2 separate regions of the Homo sapiens genome follow, and region 1 is linked to region 2. Evidence: chromatin loops called from intact Hi-C (ENCODE). Cell type or tissue: mammary epithelial cell. All regions are shown on one strand. Each heading gives the region's core, and the rest is flanking DNA. Links, peaks and the distances in the headings are about the cores only. Region 1 overlaps LOC105377578 (a long non-coding RNA gene). Region 2 overlaps WWC2 (WW and C2 domain containing 2).

The links. Hi-C counts contacts between places; a loop is a spot of excess contacts. Peaks named below come from ENCODE experiments on the same cell type or tissue, not always from the same donor. Only the 100,000 strongest peaks of a DNase experiment are listed, where the experiment ranks them.
Region 1: a loop joins it to region 2, with 5 times the contacts of the local background. A loop is called at or near these places in 8 of 110 quality-filtered maps.

What each region holds. Positions count from the first base shown.
Region 1 is chr4:183,069,392-183,078,187 of GRCh38, reverse strand. It overlaps LOC105377578 (a long non-coding RNA gene), which reads left to right. Exons shown (of 3, transcript XR_001741938.2): 2 at 836-952. Among named protein-coding and RNA genes, the nearest start is that of WWC2-AS2, 25 kb to the left of the region's middle. In mammary epithelial cell, for the core only: a CTCF peak has its summit at 4,446 (motif pointing left); no DNase peak of the experiment used is centred there.
Region 2 is chr4:183,136,975-183,145,770 of GRCh38, reverse strand. The region is part of intron 1 of WWC2 (WW and C2 domain containing 2); the gene reads right to left. Among named protein-coding and RNA genes, the nearest start is that of WWC2, 42 kb to the right of the region's middle. In mammary epithelial cell, for the core only: a CTCF peak has its summit at 3,548; DNase peaks (open chromatin) are centred at 3,000 and 4,680; H3K27ac peaks cover 652 bases.

The DNA of each region.
Region 1 (8,796 bases), core at 210-8,209, 67 kb after region 2:
AAAAAACCTTTCAGTGGGCCGGGCATGGTGGCTCACGCCTGTAATCCCAGCACTTTGGGAGGCCGAGGCAGGTGGATCACCTGAGGTCAAGAGTTCGAGACCAGCCTGGCCAACATGGTGAAACCCCGTCTCTACTAAAAATACAAAAATTAGCCAGGTGTGGTGGTGTGCGCCTGTAATCCCAGGTGCTCAGGAGGCTAAGGCAGGAGAATCACTTGAATCTGGGAGGCAGAGGTTGTAGTGAGCTGAGGTAGTGCCACTGCACTCCAGCCTGGGTGACAGAGACTCCGTCTCCAAAAAACAAATCAAAACAAAAACAAACAAAAAAGGCTTTCAGTGTATAAATGCATTGTTAAATATTTTCTCATTGCATTGTTTTTTCTTTCTTTTGAGACAGGGCCTCACTCTGTCACCCAGGAGTACAGTGGCACGATCACAGCTCACTGCAGCCTTGAACTCCTGTGCTCAAGGGATCCTCCAGCCTCCACCACCACAGTAGCTGGGACTACAGGTGCGAGCCACCACACCTAGCTAATTTTTGTATTTTTACAAAACATGGTCTGGCTATGTTGCCCAGGCTGGTCTCAAGCTCCTGGGCTCAAGCGATCCTCCTGCCTTGGCCTCCCAAAGTGTTGGGATTACAGGGGTGAACCACTGCACCTGGCCTTCTCATTGCATTTTACAGTACTTTCCAGAATCACAACCCCAAATGTAAGAAACACAACTTAAATAAACACACATATTTGAAGTCATAATAGGGTTGCTCTCTTTGCTTTTTAAATCTGAGACACTTTAACCACCTATTAGTTATTGTTTATTTTCCTTTCTCTTCAAGCTGTCACATCTACCTGCGGAATTCACCTTATACCTTAGAGAGAGGCTGCAGTCAGTGACAGCTGATGGGAAATGCATCTGTTCCTTTGAGTAATTCAGCAACATCATTACTTCTCAGGTATCTGTTGAGGGTGGAGCAAGCTACAAATCGCTGATGAAATTCACTGTGTAGAAGCCGAGCTCGTGGGTTCTGCCACTTATTATCTTTGTGACTTTGGGCAAAGTGTCTCTTGGTGCCTCTGTTTCCTCCTCTGGAAAAAGACGTGCTGATGATAATAGTACCTACTTCATAGGGTGCTTGTGAATGTTAAACGGGCTAATACATGTGAAGCACTCTCCACGGAACCCAGCAGGTAGCATGTGCTGAGGACAGGCTCACCGTTGCCATTATAATGCGTATCCCTCAGTTGGCCAGTGGGGAACTTCCAGATCTAACAGCCTGGTATGGGCTGAACTGTGTCTCCCCCTACAAATTCATATGTTGAAAGCCTACTCTCCAGTACCTCAGAAAGTGACTGTGTTTTTGAATTTAGGGCCTTTAAGGTCAAACTGTCCAGGCGCCATGGCTCATGCCTGTAATCCCAGCACTTTGGTAGGCTGAGGCGGGCGGATCTCCTGAGGTCAGGAGTTCAAGACCAGCCTAACCAACATGGTAAAATCCCATCTCTACTAAAAACACAAAAATTAGCCGGGCATGGTGGCAGGCACCTGTAATCCTGGCTACTCGGGAGCCTGAGACAGGAGAATTGCTTGAACCTGGGGGGTGGAGGTTGCAGTGAGCTGAGATCATGCTACTGCACTCCAGCCTGGGCAACAGAGCCAGACTCTGAAAAAAAAAAAAGAGGTAATTAAGGTCAAATGAAGTCATGTGGGTGGGCCCTAATCCAGTATGATTGATGTCCTTACAAGAAGAGATCAGGACACAGACACACAGAAGAAAGGCCACATGAAAATATAGGGAGAAGATGGTCACCTACAAGCCAAGGAGAGAGGCCCTCAGAAGAAACTGACCCTGCTGACACCTTGATCTTGGACTGTTAGCCTCCAGAGTTGTGAGAGGATAGATTTCTGTTCTGTAAGCCCCCCCGCCTGTGGTGCTAATATCTTGGTACTTTGCTTTGGCAGCCCTAGCAAATGAATATGCTGTCCAGTCACAAGCTCTGTCCTTGCAACTGGCTCCAACCTGGGGTTCTCTGCCCTTGAACCTTTCTGATTCCCCCATCCCTCTAGATGCCCCTCATCTCCATCTCACAGCTTCCTTCGCCACTTTCTGTCCCCAGAGTGTAAAATTCCCCAGGCTCTTCCTCAACACTTTTTCTTTCTATATTTCCCCGTGAGGATGAACTGATGGCCCATTTTCATAGATCCAACTGCCACCTTTATGCCCAGGAGTCCCAAATCTATAGCTCTAGTTTTACTCCCCTGAAATCCACACAGACTTTCCAAATGCCTGCTAGACATCATGAGGATATCTTGCTAATATACCCCCCACCAAGCTCATTGTCTTTTCATCCAGATTTTTCCTCCTGCTTCTCCTCCCTCCCTTAATGCCTTTATCATTGCCTTAGTGACCCCTGCTATGAAATCAACCATTGTTTCCTTCTCTTATCACCCTCTTTCCCCTAAGCCCTATAACTCACTTCCCGAAGTTTCCTTTACTTTTCACTCTTTCCCCATTCCCCGCTACACAGACCCAGGATTCATCTCTTGCCTAATATTTTTCAATTTCTTCCTAATGATTTTCCCTACCTTGGGTTTCAGATCTCCATTTTTCAGGGATTTTTTCCCCTAAATTACAAATAATATTTTCCTCTTGAAATATCTTACTGATATTTTGTTGCCTAATTTAACAAATAAAGCCCCAAATTACTCCCACTGGCATTCGTGATTTCCATGATCTTTTAAACATCCTTTTCAGCTTGAGAGGATATATTTTGCACAAATTGTGGCTTCCACAAAATCACCTAGTACACTTTACACTGACTGCTGCCGTATCAGACTAGTGCAGAATCAGTGTAAATTGGTGATCCTACAAATAGTAATCAGAGTAATCATTTATCTTCTGCAAATATTAATAGGTCACCCTTGCCTTCTGTAGATTACAACACTTCCCTTCAAAGTAGACCCTATACAGTGAATGAAACAAAGGGGAATTCAGATTTTTTAGTAAGTGCTTTTTTTTTTTTTTTTGAGACGGGTTCTCATTATGTCCCCCCGGGCTGGAGTGCAGTGGGCAATGGGGCAATCATAGCTCACTGCAACCTTGAGCTCCGGGGCTCAAGCAGTCCTCCCACCTCAACATAAGCCACTGTCCCCGGCCAATAAATACTACTTTAAACTCCATGGAGCTTCAGCACATCTTATCCAGATCACTCTGTAGGGCTGAGGATAATGGTTTGGGGGAATGCATCCCTCATGTATCTTAGGCATATTTCTAAAACTGCATAATCACCATGGCCATTTCTGATGGCCAATGCCCAGTGCCACTCCTTGGAAAATGTCAAGAATGTAAGACTCAGGTCTGTTGCAATGAAATGCATTTCCAGTGAGGCTAATGATCCTTATGTAAATTGTTGGAATTCTTGCGTGAATAACCCTTAGCAGTAATGGCAATGAAATGGAATCTCACTTTACTTTTCTTCCTGGGGGCTTCCAGACCCTCAGGTTCACCATTGCAAATGTTCAGTAAACAGAGTGCTGAGCGTAGGTGGAAAAGAGATCTGGGTGAGGAGTGCAATTTTGGGGTTTTCCACATCCAGGAGAGAAGCAGAACTGTACCAGTGGATCCATTGTCAACCATGGAGTTCAGGAGGGGAGGGCCTGACCCTGCAAGACGCACTCGGAGAAAGAATTCATGAAAAGTGATCCCGACCTTGCAGAGCAAGCATTGTAGTTAATCACACTTAGATAAAGGAGAACAGCGTATTTCTCAGTTACGTTTCCTGTCTTCTCAAGGGTTTAGCCAGATCTCCATCAACATAGCCTAAGAACATTTTGTTTTACTTTCTAATTATTTGCTTTAAACTTTCAAACTATTTTGGTATCATTCTTCAGTATGGGCAGAGAGAAGATTTTTTTTAAGGGTTTCTTTGGGGACCATTAAATATAGTTTTTAATCTGTTTTACTTGGTTTTTATTTTAGTAATGCTCAGAGGAATATTCATGTATGAATAAGCCTGAAATAATAAAGCTTGGACTAATTGTATTTTTGGGAAATAGGTCAATTCACAGCTATAAAAAGCAAAAGGCAACATGTAGTAGCAATAGTTCTATCTGAATGTCGGTCATCTAGATTATTGCTAGCTCACACATTCCATGTGTTTTTAACTTGATATTAATGGTTAGAAATGTAGCAATGTAGTTTTTTGGGTAATTTTTGAAGAATAATGACTTCAGGTTAAAATAGGTAGGGAGTTTGGGACCCAAATTCCATCAGTAAGATTCCTTCAGCCGTCCTTCACCTGATTTGAGAAAAGTCATACAAATTCTTACCAAATTATGAACATTTGACTAATGAACATCTATCCACAAAAATCTCCTGGTGGTAGATGGGCTTCTTTCCCATCCGGGTTTTACCTGGGACAATTGAGGGGTCACGAGATCATGCTGCCACCTGGTGGTCCACATGGGTAACTAACATCTACCCTCAAACGATTTTCTCGGGGGCAGTTCAGTTCTGCTCTGTTCAATAAATCTTCATTGAGCTTTCACGAAGGCCAGGCATTGTGATCCTTACCCAGGGGACAGACCTGTCTCTAGCTACTTTTCCTTTGTGTTTTTCCATTTATAATTCAGTTTATTTAGTCTCATGCAGTTGCTTTGTTGGCACTCATATTCTCTTAAACCCTCCTCTTCCTCCTTGCCTCTCTTAACCCGTTTGGCTTCCTTAGAAATGATAATTTCTCGCCGGGCGCAGTGCTCACGTCTGTAATCCCAGCACTTTGGGAGGCCAAGGCGGGCGGATCACGAGGTCAAGAAATCGAGACCAGCCTGGCCAACATGGTGAAACCCCATCTCTACTAAAAATACAAAAATTAGCTGGGCGTGGTGGCGCATGCCTGTAATGTCAGCTACCCAGGAGGCTGAGGCAGGAGAATTGCTTGAACCCGGAAGGTGGAGGCTACAGTGAGCAAAGATCTCGCACCACTGTACTGCAGCCTGGCGGCAGAGCCAGACTCTGTCTCGCAAAAAAAAATAAAAAATAATAATAAAAAAAAGATGATTTCTCTTCTTCTTTCTCGAGTTCTGTTTGTGCAGCAGTAGTGACACTAATCACAACTTTAAAGCAAACGTGTTATGGTCTTAGATATTTTTTTCCAAGGAAAAGGAAAAGGAAAATAATACATTTCATGATTTCTCCATAAACTCGTAAAGGCCTCAAAAAGGGCCCAGAGTTCTACAGAAGGCTCTTGTCGTCTTCTCATCTGATTGTGTGTCTACATTGCTTTTACCCACTTTTCCTGAGGCACCGACATTGAACAAAAAGATTGATTCTTGTTCTTATCCATTTTCAATTTTCTGGAAATAACAAATGTTGCTTTTTACTATTTTTCATCACAAGTGTGGACCATTTCAACTCATTGTGGGTTAAACCAACTTTCTTAAGATTATTTGTGAATACAATCATTTTTAATAAAATGGTTTTTAGGGAAAATTTATTCAGAGTTCACACGAGCAGCTTAAAAGCTTTTGCAATGCAGTCCACTTCAACATGACGATTTTCTGCACTTGAAAAACAGATAAATTAGAGGCTATTTTCTTTATAATAGAAAAAAAGTGTTATTTTATAGAATAATTAATCATGGAGTTTTAAATATGATCTTCTCATTACATTTAATTGTGATTCAATTGTAAAGCATTTAGAAACAGAAGTAGTCATAAATTTAGTGGGGGTAAACACAGATTGAACCAGGAATTATCAAAGAATTTGGAAGAATTATACAACTTAAGAATTTCGTTGGTTCCAGTAAGCGCTCACATATCTGAAATATCCTTGCCTGCAGTCAAAACAATGTGAAGACTAATTACAATAAGAAATACTCAACCTTCAAATAAATTCCTACAATTCTTTGTGGAATTGCTAAATCAAAGGATATGTACATTTGTAATTTTGATAAGTACAGTAATGCTAAATTTCCCTCCATAGAGATTAAACTAATTACATTTCTATCATTTATTTTTTAATCCCCAAAGACATCATTATTTTTGTTTTATACAGTCAATGTTTGTTAGATTTATCAACACATTTAGAGCTTCCTGTGTTCTTCATTCCTTCATCATTTCTGGCTCTCCATATGGGATCATTTTTCTTTTTTTAAAATATGCCCCTTAGAATTCCCTTTAGCAAGCTTCTCCTGGTCGTAAACTCTTTGTCTTCTTTGTCTGAAAATGTCTTTCTTTGTTTCCTTCCTGAAATAATTTCAAATTGACAATTATTTTCTCTTAGCACATTGAAAATCTCATTCTTTGTCTTCCGGTTTCCACTGTGGCTGTTAAAGAATTAGGTCTCACACAGTCTGACTGTTTTAACTCCCTCTAAGGTAATTAGTTTTTTCCCCCTCTGGCTGCTTTGAAAATTTGTCTTTGCACCTTTAAAATAATTGTATTGTTTCATGTTTTTGTTTGTTTTGTTTTGTTTTAGTTCCACTGCATGTATCTAGTTGTAGATTTTCTCCCCTGCTTAGGATTTGATAAGTTTCTTAAATCTGTGGATTTGTCTTTCTTGTAAGTTATTAGTTATTATCATTTCAAATATTGTCTTTTAGTTATTTTTTCTCCTCTCTTTTTAGGACACTTATTAAATGTATATTAGACCTTCTTATTTTATCATCAATGTTTTTTAACCTCTTTTCTATATTTTTTGTCCTCTGTGCTACATTCTACATAATTTCTTCTGACCAACATCCAGTTCACCAATTTTCTCTTTAGCTCTGTCTAGCCTGCTGTTAAACTATATTTGAGTAATTAATTTTAGTTATAGGGTTGTTTGCTTTTTGGAGTTCTATTTGTTTGTTAGGGTAATTTTATAGTTCCTGATTCCCCAAAGACATTTTCTTTTCTTTTCTTTTCTTTTCTTTTTCTTTTTTGAGATAGGGTCTTGCTCTGCTGCCCAGGCTGGAAGGCAGTGGTGAGATCATAGTTTACTGCATCCTCGACCTCCTGAGCTCAAGCAATCCTCCCACCTCAGCTTCCCAAGTAGCTTGGACTATAGGCACATGCCACTGTACCTGGCTAATTTTATTTATGTTTGTGTGTGTGTGTGTGTGTGTGTGTGTGAAGACAGAGTCTCATTATGTTGCCCAGGCTGGTCTCAAACTTCTGGCCTCAAGCAATCCTCTCCCCTCAGCCTCCTAAGTGCTGGGATTACAGGCATGAACCACAGGGCCTGGCTCCCAGAGATATTTTTCAAGGTAGTCTTTTATTTCTTAATACGTAAAAACAGGTGGCTGGGCACAGCAAGGACTCTGAGGAAGGCCTGTTTCTTTTGTTTCTTTGTTTGTTTTTGTTTATTTTTGCCCAGGCTGGAATGCAGTGGTGTGATCATAGATCACTGCAGTCTCAACCTCCTCCCTCAGCCTCCCAAGTAGCTGTAACTACAGGTGCATGACACCATGCCCAGCTGATATGGTTTGGATTTGTGTCCCTGCTCAAATCTCATGTCAAATGTAATCCCCAGTGTTGGAGGAAGGGCCTGGTGGGAGGTGATTGCATCATGGGGGCAGATTTTCCCCTTGATGATCTCGTGATAGTGTGATAGTGAGTGAGATCTGTTTGTCTAAAAGTGTGTAGCACCTCCCCCTTCACTTTCTTTGTCCCACTGCAGCCATGTGGGACATGCCTCCTTCCCCTTCACCTTCCACCATGATCGTGTATCTCCTGAAGCCTCCCCAGCCATGCTTCCTGTACAGCCTGTGGAACCATGAGCCAATCGAACTTCTTTTCTTTATAAATTACCCAGTCTCAGGTAGTTCTTTATAGCACTGCAAGAACAGACTAATATACCAGCTAATTAAAACACGATTTTTTTTTTTGTAAAGATGGTGGCTTGCTGTGTTGCCCAGGCTGGTCTAGAAGGCCTAGCCTCAAGTGATCTTCCTGCCTGAGCCTCCCAAAGTGCTGGGATTACAGGTGTGAGCCACTGTGCCCAAAGCCTGTTTCTGGGAGACGTGGGATTCTTCTGATAGGTGTTTTGGCTCAAGGACTCACCATCAGTCTTACTGAACTTCCTTAGAACTGCATTGCAGCTCAAGATTCTTCCTCCTGGCCTTCCTTGTTCCCTCTCTGCTGCACAGGGACCACAACGGCAGTGTAATATAACTCTCCACTATTCCACAATTCCCTTGGCTGCCTACCCACTTTCCGGGACAGGCATTCCCCTAATAAATTCTTGCATGTCTAATTCTGTCTTGGTGTCTGCCTCTTGTAGAACCTGGACCAACATAAAGGGTACAAGGAATAATTGAAGAAAACAGATGATAAATGGGGATTTGAGGTTGCTTCACACACTGCCAGGTGGGCAAAGACGATGCTATCCTGGTTGGTAGGTGGGGTGTGAATAGTCCCTGGCACAAAGTGAGGCTTAATTACTAGAGATTTCACCAGTAATGATGTGAAAAAATGTCCCAGTGAAAGGGCCGTGGTAGAGACGCAGGCATTCAAAAGATTTGGAGGTGGGGGCAGGAAGCCATGCCTACCAAGACAGCAGAGTGGCTAGTTACTGCTACGTTGTATTGATGCCGTGCAGAGAGATAATGAGAAACTGGGACCCTTAACACATTATTCATGGTTAACTGTAGGAGGCTCAGTGGTAACTTACAAAGGGGCCCTGTCTCCTGCAGTGGAGCAGAATGAATGGAACCCACATGATCCGCTGGGGTGCATCCTGGTACGCCCTTGCCCTGCTGTAATTGTGAATGGACACATGCAACAAGCCCAGCCTTAGGAGAGTGTGATCATCAAGGG
Region 2 (8,796 bases), core at 442-8,441:
ACTGTTCTGTTTCTCTGCTATTGGCTCTGGAAATATTCAATTTACAGTCTCACTACTGCTATGCAAGAGTGCTTATATACTGATGTTTTTAAGTCTGTCAGTTTTGGAAGGGGAAAACAGTTCTTCTTCCTTATGCATTTAACTTCCTGAAGAAGTTGCTCCAGCTGCTTAGCACTCCTTCTCTCTGAGGAAAGACTGCTCTGCCCTCTCCCATGTGGCTATATTGTGACCACTATGCCCAACCCATTCCCTAGCAAGCTTGCTATGTAATTATGATCTCAGTTACATAAAATATGCATGCAGGTAAATTGAAATTACAAGATATTAAGCAAACAAACATTATTTTAAAATATTGATAATATGGATAACTATTTTTAAACTCTTCTTTAATACTGTTGTTCTATCATCTTTTTAACAATAAAAAAAATAATCCTTCTAAATATACTTTCAAATAGCTCGAAAATAAATATTGCCAGGAATATTCTTTTTAAATGCCATTTATATTCACTTACTATGAGGCAGTTGTTATTCTAAATGTTACAAATGACACACATTTAACCTCTTTAACAACCCTATGAGGGCAAGAGGCAAAGAAACTTGCCACAGGGCTACAAAGTCAGTAATCTACAGTGCCAAAATTAAAACCATAGCCTCAACCATAGGCCATGCTACTTCCCAACTGCAGTTGCTAAATTGATAACGCCTTCTCTCTAACTACAGGGTATCAAACCACTCTAAAGAAGCACCGGGAATTCTATGAGCACAGCATCTCGCCTACGGCTATACTCCCTTAGGTTGTGATTTCTGTCAGACTTTGACAGCTAAACAAAACCAAATCTAACAAGGACTAAGAAAAGCAAGAAAAGCACAGTGGATTTAAGAATGCCCTAGATGTTGCCATGACACTTTTTCCCAATAGTTAAAAGTAATAATGTTTGCTTACGACATTATCTTCTAATTAGAATGCAACGTGTATGTAGAATGAACAGCGTTCTGTATATGATAAACATCATTAAACAAATCTTGTCTGTTATAAACAATGAGTATGAAAACTACTGAACCCAGAACCTCTTATTAGTAAGACATCGCGAATAAGTAATGGCATTTGGGATCATATATTTTCTCGCTACAAAAATTTCAATTAGTCCTGGCAGCCATGGACTTAATTATTACTTTCAAATATTAATTTTAATCTTCAAAATAACGATTTAGCAATGCTCCACAATTATGAAATGCCAAGCAGTTTTCTTCACCATAGTACATTTTAGTACTAATCTCTTAGCACTATAGTCTCTAAATTTGTAATTTTTTTCAACCTGCAATTGAAATTCCAAAATAGGACACTAAAGTTTTTTTTAAATAAAAAAAAATGCAGTTTTTTTAAAGTTTCAGAGTGAGCAATTATTATTTATTCATGTCAAATGGTGACATTTCACCAAACTATAATCTTACATTATCTCTGCAACCACTTCCTTTCAACACAGATACAACAAACAGCAAAGCAAAAGCTCCCCGATTCAGACTAATGAAAAACTAATAAAATCAACTCACCATTTAAAAGAAACTAACTTGATTATTTTTCAAATACTAGGTAATTCAAATGGGAGACACAAATCATTCAGAAGTTCTGAAGAAATGCAAGTGACATATCAACTGTTCCCATTTAAACAGGCTTCTGAAATACATATACCTGAAGATACTCAGAAGAGTTTATTATAATTTCCTTCTTTATTTCTCTGTATCTGTTATCTTAATTTCATATTCACTAGTAGTTTGGCCTTTCTGTTAGAAAAGAGTTCATTCTGGAATATCAAACCATACAAAGTCATCACTTAAAATACGTACCACCTTCAATTTTAGTAAAAGCTTTAAATATATTTCACTTAATATTCTAGAAGTAAAACTTAACATAATTCTTGCCTTAAAATGTTTGTGTGTATTTTTTTTTTTGCGGGGAGGAGGTGAGACAGGGTCTATCTCTGTTGCCCAGGCTAGAGTATAGTAGCACAATCTCGGCTCACTGCAACCTCTGCCTCCTGGGCTCAAGCGATCCTCCCACCTCAGCCTCCCAAGTAGCTGGGACCACAGGCTCACACCACCATGCCCAGCTAAATTTTTGCATTTTTTGTAGACATGGGGTTTGCCATATTGCCCAGGCTGGATTTGAACTTGTGAGCTCAAGCGATCCACCCTCCTCAGCCTCCCAAAGTGCTGGGATTACAGGCATGAGTCACCATGCCCAGCCAAAAAATGTTTGTATATTATTAAAAACACATGAAACTTTAAAAATGTTCACTACTTTATAGCACGTTTCTAATTATCCAAACAGGGTTCATCTATACTTAACAGGACAGAGTTGACAAATGAGTTTCATCTCTTGGCAATTCTCATCAATTAGTAATGACTTACTGCAGAAGCTGTTGAGAAGGAGTATGAGAAAGCAGATGCCATGACTGGAATGCAAATCAAGAGTACAGGGGCCACATCGACGCCATCACTGATGCAGTTTTTTTTCTGGCAAAATGTCAAAGAGTTTGGCTTTCTTCTGACCCAAGGCCATGCTTGAGTCACCTACACCCATTATTGATAAATACTCAGAAACTGCTAAGTTAATTTTAATATTATTTCAATAAAACATAATTTAAAAAGAAAATTAGTCTGCAAAAATGAGTGTCTCATTATGAATTCCAAAGCCAAATAAACATGGTGTGGGGACAGTGCTTGTTGCTACACCTTCTATCTGGTGATTCTCTTCTGACAGTGACAGAATGATGAATTTCACTGTTCATTTCTGACAGGAGATTGGATTTTCTCATGCTTCACTTCATATTGCTCATTCTGGGAAGAAAACAGCATTTTCGTGGTTTTTATTTTATATATAATTTATGGAAGGAAGTTGAACATTTGTGTTTTGCTTTACAGGATACTGAACAGTAAAACCACCCAGCCCACACCCTAATGCCCTTGGGTAACATTAGCCTGCTGCTGAATGTAAGCCAGAACATACGCCACATGGCTCTAGTCCAGGGCTTCTCATACTGGTGCAAGCCAGGAGTGTGCCTGGGGGCAAGGGTATTCAAATCCACAAGACAGACACGACACAGCTCCCCAAACCACCATTTGAAACATTATTCCAATATTAAAATAGGCACAAATATATTCTCTAAAAGAATACAAAACTGGCATGAAGCTTTAGAAGAAAACGAAAAGATTACAAAGAAGTGTTCTTTTTGGAAGGACCTATACACACTCTCTTTGTCGGGGTCAACCTTCTTTCCATTAAGAGTACTGTACTTGGGTTGAAAACTCAGCAACCCATTACTCCATTAGTGTGCATAAACTGAAAACTGACTCAGAAATTTTAACAGTTATCTTGATTTTAAAAGGGGAGGGGTGGCAACCTAATCCCTGTAACAACTTAGCCTCAAACAAAAAAGCATATTTGGGACAGACAGGAAAATGTGTATTGCAGTTAAATCTGGACCTTATTCACATTAATAACAGCAATATTTAACATTTATTGAGCATTTCCAGGCAATATAACCCCAGAACCAGGGGGTGTCACCCTTATACTACTTGTCAAGAATATCCCAGGTATGGGGCCTCTGTATTTGGTATTTCATCCCTCTGTCCAGAAAATGTTCTTTTCTCAAATATTTCCCTGACGAATGCCCATGCTCTCCTATCACTTTTCTAAAATAGCACTCCAACCCACCAAACTGCTTTCCTCAACAATTACCATAGCTTTCTGTGTTTTCTTCACAGCACATAGACATTGTGCTATGTATTTCTTTGTCTGTTACTTACTAAACACATGTCCCCTGCTATAGTCTATATGCCATGAAGGCAGAGCCTTGTCTCTGCTAAGCTTTTTGCTGTAGTATTCATGGCTACAAGCAGTGCCTAGCATACAGCAGGACAAACAGACATTTGTTAAATGAGTATTAGATAATATCTATTTAGTTAGAAATGTAAAATAACATAAAGCTGTCATGTATAATTCATGAAGATATCAGAACTGTATATCTACATAATGATACACCTCTCAGTATACAGAAAGACTGACTCCCAGGGTGTTTGTACCTTATTTTTGCAACACACCGGCACCTACAGAAATGGCAAATACTTTGAAATAAGTATTTTGGTGATACAAAGGTGAATCTAGCCACTTGGTAATAATTTTTAACTGACACTCATTAGAAGATACTAGAGAAATCATCTCGGCTTAGAGGATGCTATATATTTGCCTCCTGGGGTGGTAGTAGGGTGCTGTGGGCTGAATTATGGTCCCACAAATGTATACGTTGAAGCCTAATTCCCAATGTGAATATATCTGGAGACAGGGTCTTTAGGAGGTATTTAAGGATAAATGAGGTCATAAGATCAGGGCTTTGATCTCATAGAATTGATGTTCTTATAAAGAGACAAGGGAGAACTGACGCTCTCCCCTTCCCAAGCACACACACATGGTGAGAAAGGCCATGTGGGGACACAGCAAGAAGGCAGTCTCTGCAAGCCAGGAAGAGAGCCTTCACCCAAACCTAATCTGCTGACACCTTAACCTTGGACTTCAAAACTGTGAAAAAATCAGCTTCTGTTGTTTAAGCCATTCAGTCAGTGGTATTTTGTTATGGCAGCCTGAGCTGACTAATACCTGGAGAATAGAAATCAGATGCTCCTTAACAGCCTTGAAATCCTTCAGCTCATTCTTCTGGCTGTTCGGTACTTCCTGTGGTTTCCCACGAATTTTTCTCACCCTGTGCTACACTTATTCAGAGCACAATTATCCAATTTTACTCCCAAAATAATACTATGCAGTGGGCATGACTAGTACCCTCATTTCAGGAAACTGAAGCACAGAGAGGTTACATAGTTATTAAGCAGATTGGTGGAAATCAGGCAGTCTCACTCTAGAGTCTATGCTCTTAATTGAGTGTCTGGCCTAGAGTAAAAATTCAGTAAAGGCTGTGGCTTTTATTATAAAAACTATAAAATTAGTAGAGTGGGCACAAGTCAAGAAGGTAAATGAATTTTTCCTTTTCCATGCTGTTCTTCCAAGGTCTTATTAATAATTTGATCTAGCAGTAAAACTGTAATTCTGCTTATTAAAAATAATGCTTCTTTATATACAGTAAAAAAAATACTTGCTAAACCCAATATATTCTTTAAAGTACTGAAAAGTTCTAATAGTTTATACTCATGACTCCCACGTGAGTCAGTATCTTCCCATTAACAACACAAGGGCAAATCTGCTTTGTCTTTATCTATTGGCAGCACCAGACCACTCTCCCCTTGAAGCAGTGGTCTCAAATCTTGTGTATGAAAGAATCATTGCAATAACTGCTTGAAAAGGAAGATTCCCAGGCCCCACATCTAGAAATCCTGACTTAGTAGGTCTCGGGCAAGGCACCACAGGAATCTCCACTCTTAATCGGGAGCCCACATGATTCAGATATACGTTGGACCACCAAGGTCACAGTTTACAATGTACTCACTGTTTTAGAGTAATATTTGTTAAACATCTATCTTCCTCCCCACTGTACATTCCTGAACAGTTCTCAATCCCTACAACACAGTACACATTCATTCATTCATTTACAAGTATTTATTGAGCACCTATACATACCAGCGATGCAGCAGTAAACAAAACAAATTCCCAGGCTGGGAGCAGTGGCTCACGCCTATAATCCCAGGACTTTGTAAGGCAGAGGCAGGCAGATTACCTGAGGTCAGGAGTTCGAGACCAGCTTGGCCAACATGGTGAAACCCTGTCTCTACTAAAAATACGAAATTGGCCGGGCGTCGAGGTGTGCACCTATGATCCCACCTACTCGGGAGGCTGAAGCAGGAGGATTGCTTGCACCCGGGAGATGGAGGTTGCAGTGAGCTGAGATCACACCACTGCACTCCAGCCTCGGAAACAGAATGAGACTCTGTCTCAATTTAAAACAAAAACAAAAACAAAAACCAATTCCCTGCTCTGAGAACTAACGTTATATGGTGGCAGATGACGGGGGTAGGGCGGCACGGGTGAATGCATATGTGTGTGTACTTACAGCATAATAAACTGTATCAGTTAGGATAGGCCTGGTTATTCTAGGACCACAAACAAGTTTAAGATCTCAAACAGCAAAGTTTATTTCTCACTCACACTATCATATTCATCATCTGTCAAGAGTGGGCTCTGTTCTTTGTGGTTGCTCATGGACCTTGGCAAATGGCAAGAGGAAAAAAAGAAGTACACAATGACTGTAAGGTTTTTGGCCTGATCTACTGGTGGAATGCTGTTGACATTTACTGAGATGGAAAAGAAAGAGCCAAATGTGGGGGACAGATGGGGAGTTCATTTTTGGACATGTTTTGGATGAGGGGGCCCACTAGACATCAAAGTAGACCTGTCAAGTAGGCCATTATAGAGTCTGAAGTTTAGGCCAGCAATGTGAACTGGAGATTTCTGAGCATACAGAGGTAGAATTTAAACCTACGATTAGATGAGATCACCAAGGAAGTGACTGTCCTCATTCCGCTTACCCCATCCAAATGGGAACAATGGCTGGATTTCCAGCTTCTAGCTCCTGACTCCCAACTGAACCTTGATTAAAGGAAGGAGGCAAAAGAGTTACCACTGTGATCCTGCAGTCTGGGGCTACAAAGCAGCTGGTCCCTCCTAGATTTCTTGGCTGCTAAGAGACAGAATCAGTAATATGTTACTGATACAAACCTCCACTACAATCGACTGCCACTCTTCCAATTCCCACATCTTCTGTAAGTTTGACTAGAATTCAAGATGCAGAGTACATGTGATAGCATTCTCTGCAAACTCACCTATCCAGCTGTTACCTGTAGTACATCCCAAGCCTGACAATACATCACTGGGGCCGTGTTATAAAAATACATACGTATTTCCAGCCACATGAAGGACTAGATGCCAGACCAACAATCCTGCTTAAGACAACTAAATGTGTTACTTAAAAAACAAAAAAACAAAAAACTTGCCTTTGTCCATGAGCTAGCGAGAAAATAAAGAATGTTCAGGCCAGGAACTGAAGGAAAGCAGTAGCCAGAAAAGGAAATGGGGCCCTAAAGGAGACTTTCACCTAATTAGATAGGGTGTCCATCAGGTTAATGACTTTGCGCAGGAGTCAGCAAAGTTTTATATAAAGGACCATACGATAAATATGTTCAGCTTTGCAGACCATATGGTCTCCTGCGGAAACCACTCCACTCTGCCACTGAAGTACAAAAGCAGCCATAGATAACACATAAAAGAATGGATGTTGTTGTGTTCCATTAAAACTTTATTTACAAAAAGAAAACACCAGGCCAGACTTGGTCTGCAGACCACAATGTCCAAACCCCTGAGCTAAGCATGAGTTTTCCTAATTAGGATCTACAACCACACTCAAGAGTTTGACCAAAGTGAGGAAACTAAGCAAAACCCTACCATTAAGTTCAGATGCCAAAGAGACTAGATCCTCTTATAATGGTAAAGTAATACTCACATCCATCCCAGAACCCCAGAAGACTGCAAAAAGAAAGAGCCTGTCCGAAACTCCAGCCCAAAGGTTATAGGGGGAGGGTGAAGCCCACCTCCCCCAAGAATTCATAAAATCAATACAACTTCCAGATAGGTTTTACAGCCCAATTTTACCCTATGTGGTGGCTAAAACGAAGCAAAGATAGGAATTTAGGTGATTCCAGACTGGCAGAGCCCCTCAGCACCTAGAAAAAGTAAATATAAACCCTTTCTGAAAGAACCCATCTTTTGCCAGGCCTCAAAGGATCAATACATACAAAGTTCTATTAAAAATAAGTAACTTAGCTCACAGTCAAAAATCACTAAACATACAAGGAAACAAAGGTATCAAGAACAAGAATCAAAAGAAACAAGTCTGCGTTATCACACAGTAACAACGAAAAGTCAAGTACAGTCATGTACTACACAATGACATTTTGGTTCCATAAGACTATAGGCCAGGCACGGTGGCTCACACCTGTAAACCCAGCATTTTGGGAGGCCGAGGCAGGCAGACTGCTTGAGTCCAGGAGTTCGAGACAAGCCTGGGCAACATGGCAAAATCTTGTCCTTACAAAAAATACAAAAATTAATCAGGTATGGTGGTGCGCATCTACAGTCCCAGCTATTTAGGAGCCTGAAGTGGGAGGATTGTTTGAACCAGAGAGGTCAAGGTTACGGTGAGCCAAGATCGTGCCACTGCACTCCAGCCTGGGCAACAGTGAGACTCCATCTCAAAAAAAAAAAAATTCCAAAGAAGCTGAGAAATGCCTATCACCTAGGAATATCTTGATGGTCCTGACCCTATGCAGGCCTAGGCTAATGTGTGTGTTTGTTTGAGCTGTTAACAAAAAAAGTTTAAAAAGAAAAAATAAATAAATATTTTAAAACAAAAAAGCTTATAGAACAAGGACACAAAGAAAAGATATTTTTGAACAGGTGTACAATGTGTGTGTGTTTTAGGCTGTTATTTAAAAAAAGTCAAAAAGTTCAATAAAATTAAAGTTTTAAAGTCAAAATGTTACAGTAAGTTAGCATTGATTACTGAAGAAAAATTTTTTAATAAATGTAATGTAATGTAGCCTAAGTGTGCAGTGTTTATAAAGGGTACAGTAGTGTACAGTAATGTTGAAGGCCTCCACAGTCACTCGCCACTGACTCGCTCAGTGCAACTTCCTGGAAGTCCTGCAAGCTCCATTCATGTTAAGGGCCCTAAACAGTACTTTTTCTATGTTTAGATATGTTGATACACAAATACTTACCATTGTGTTACAACTGCC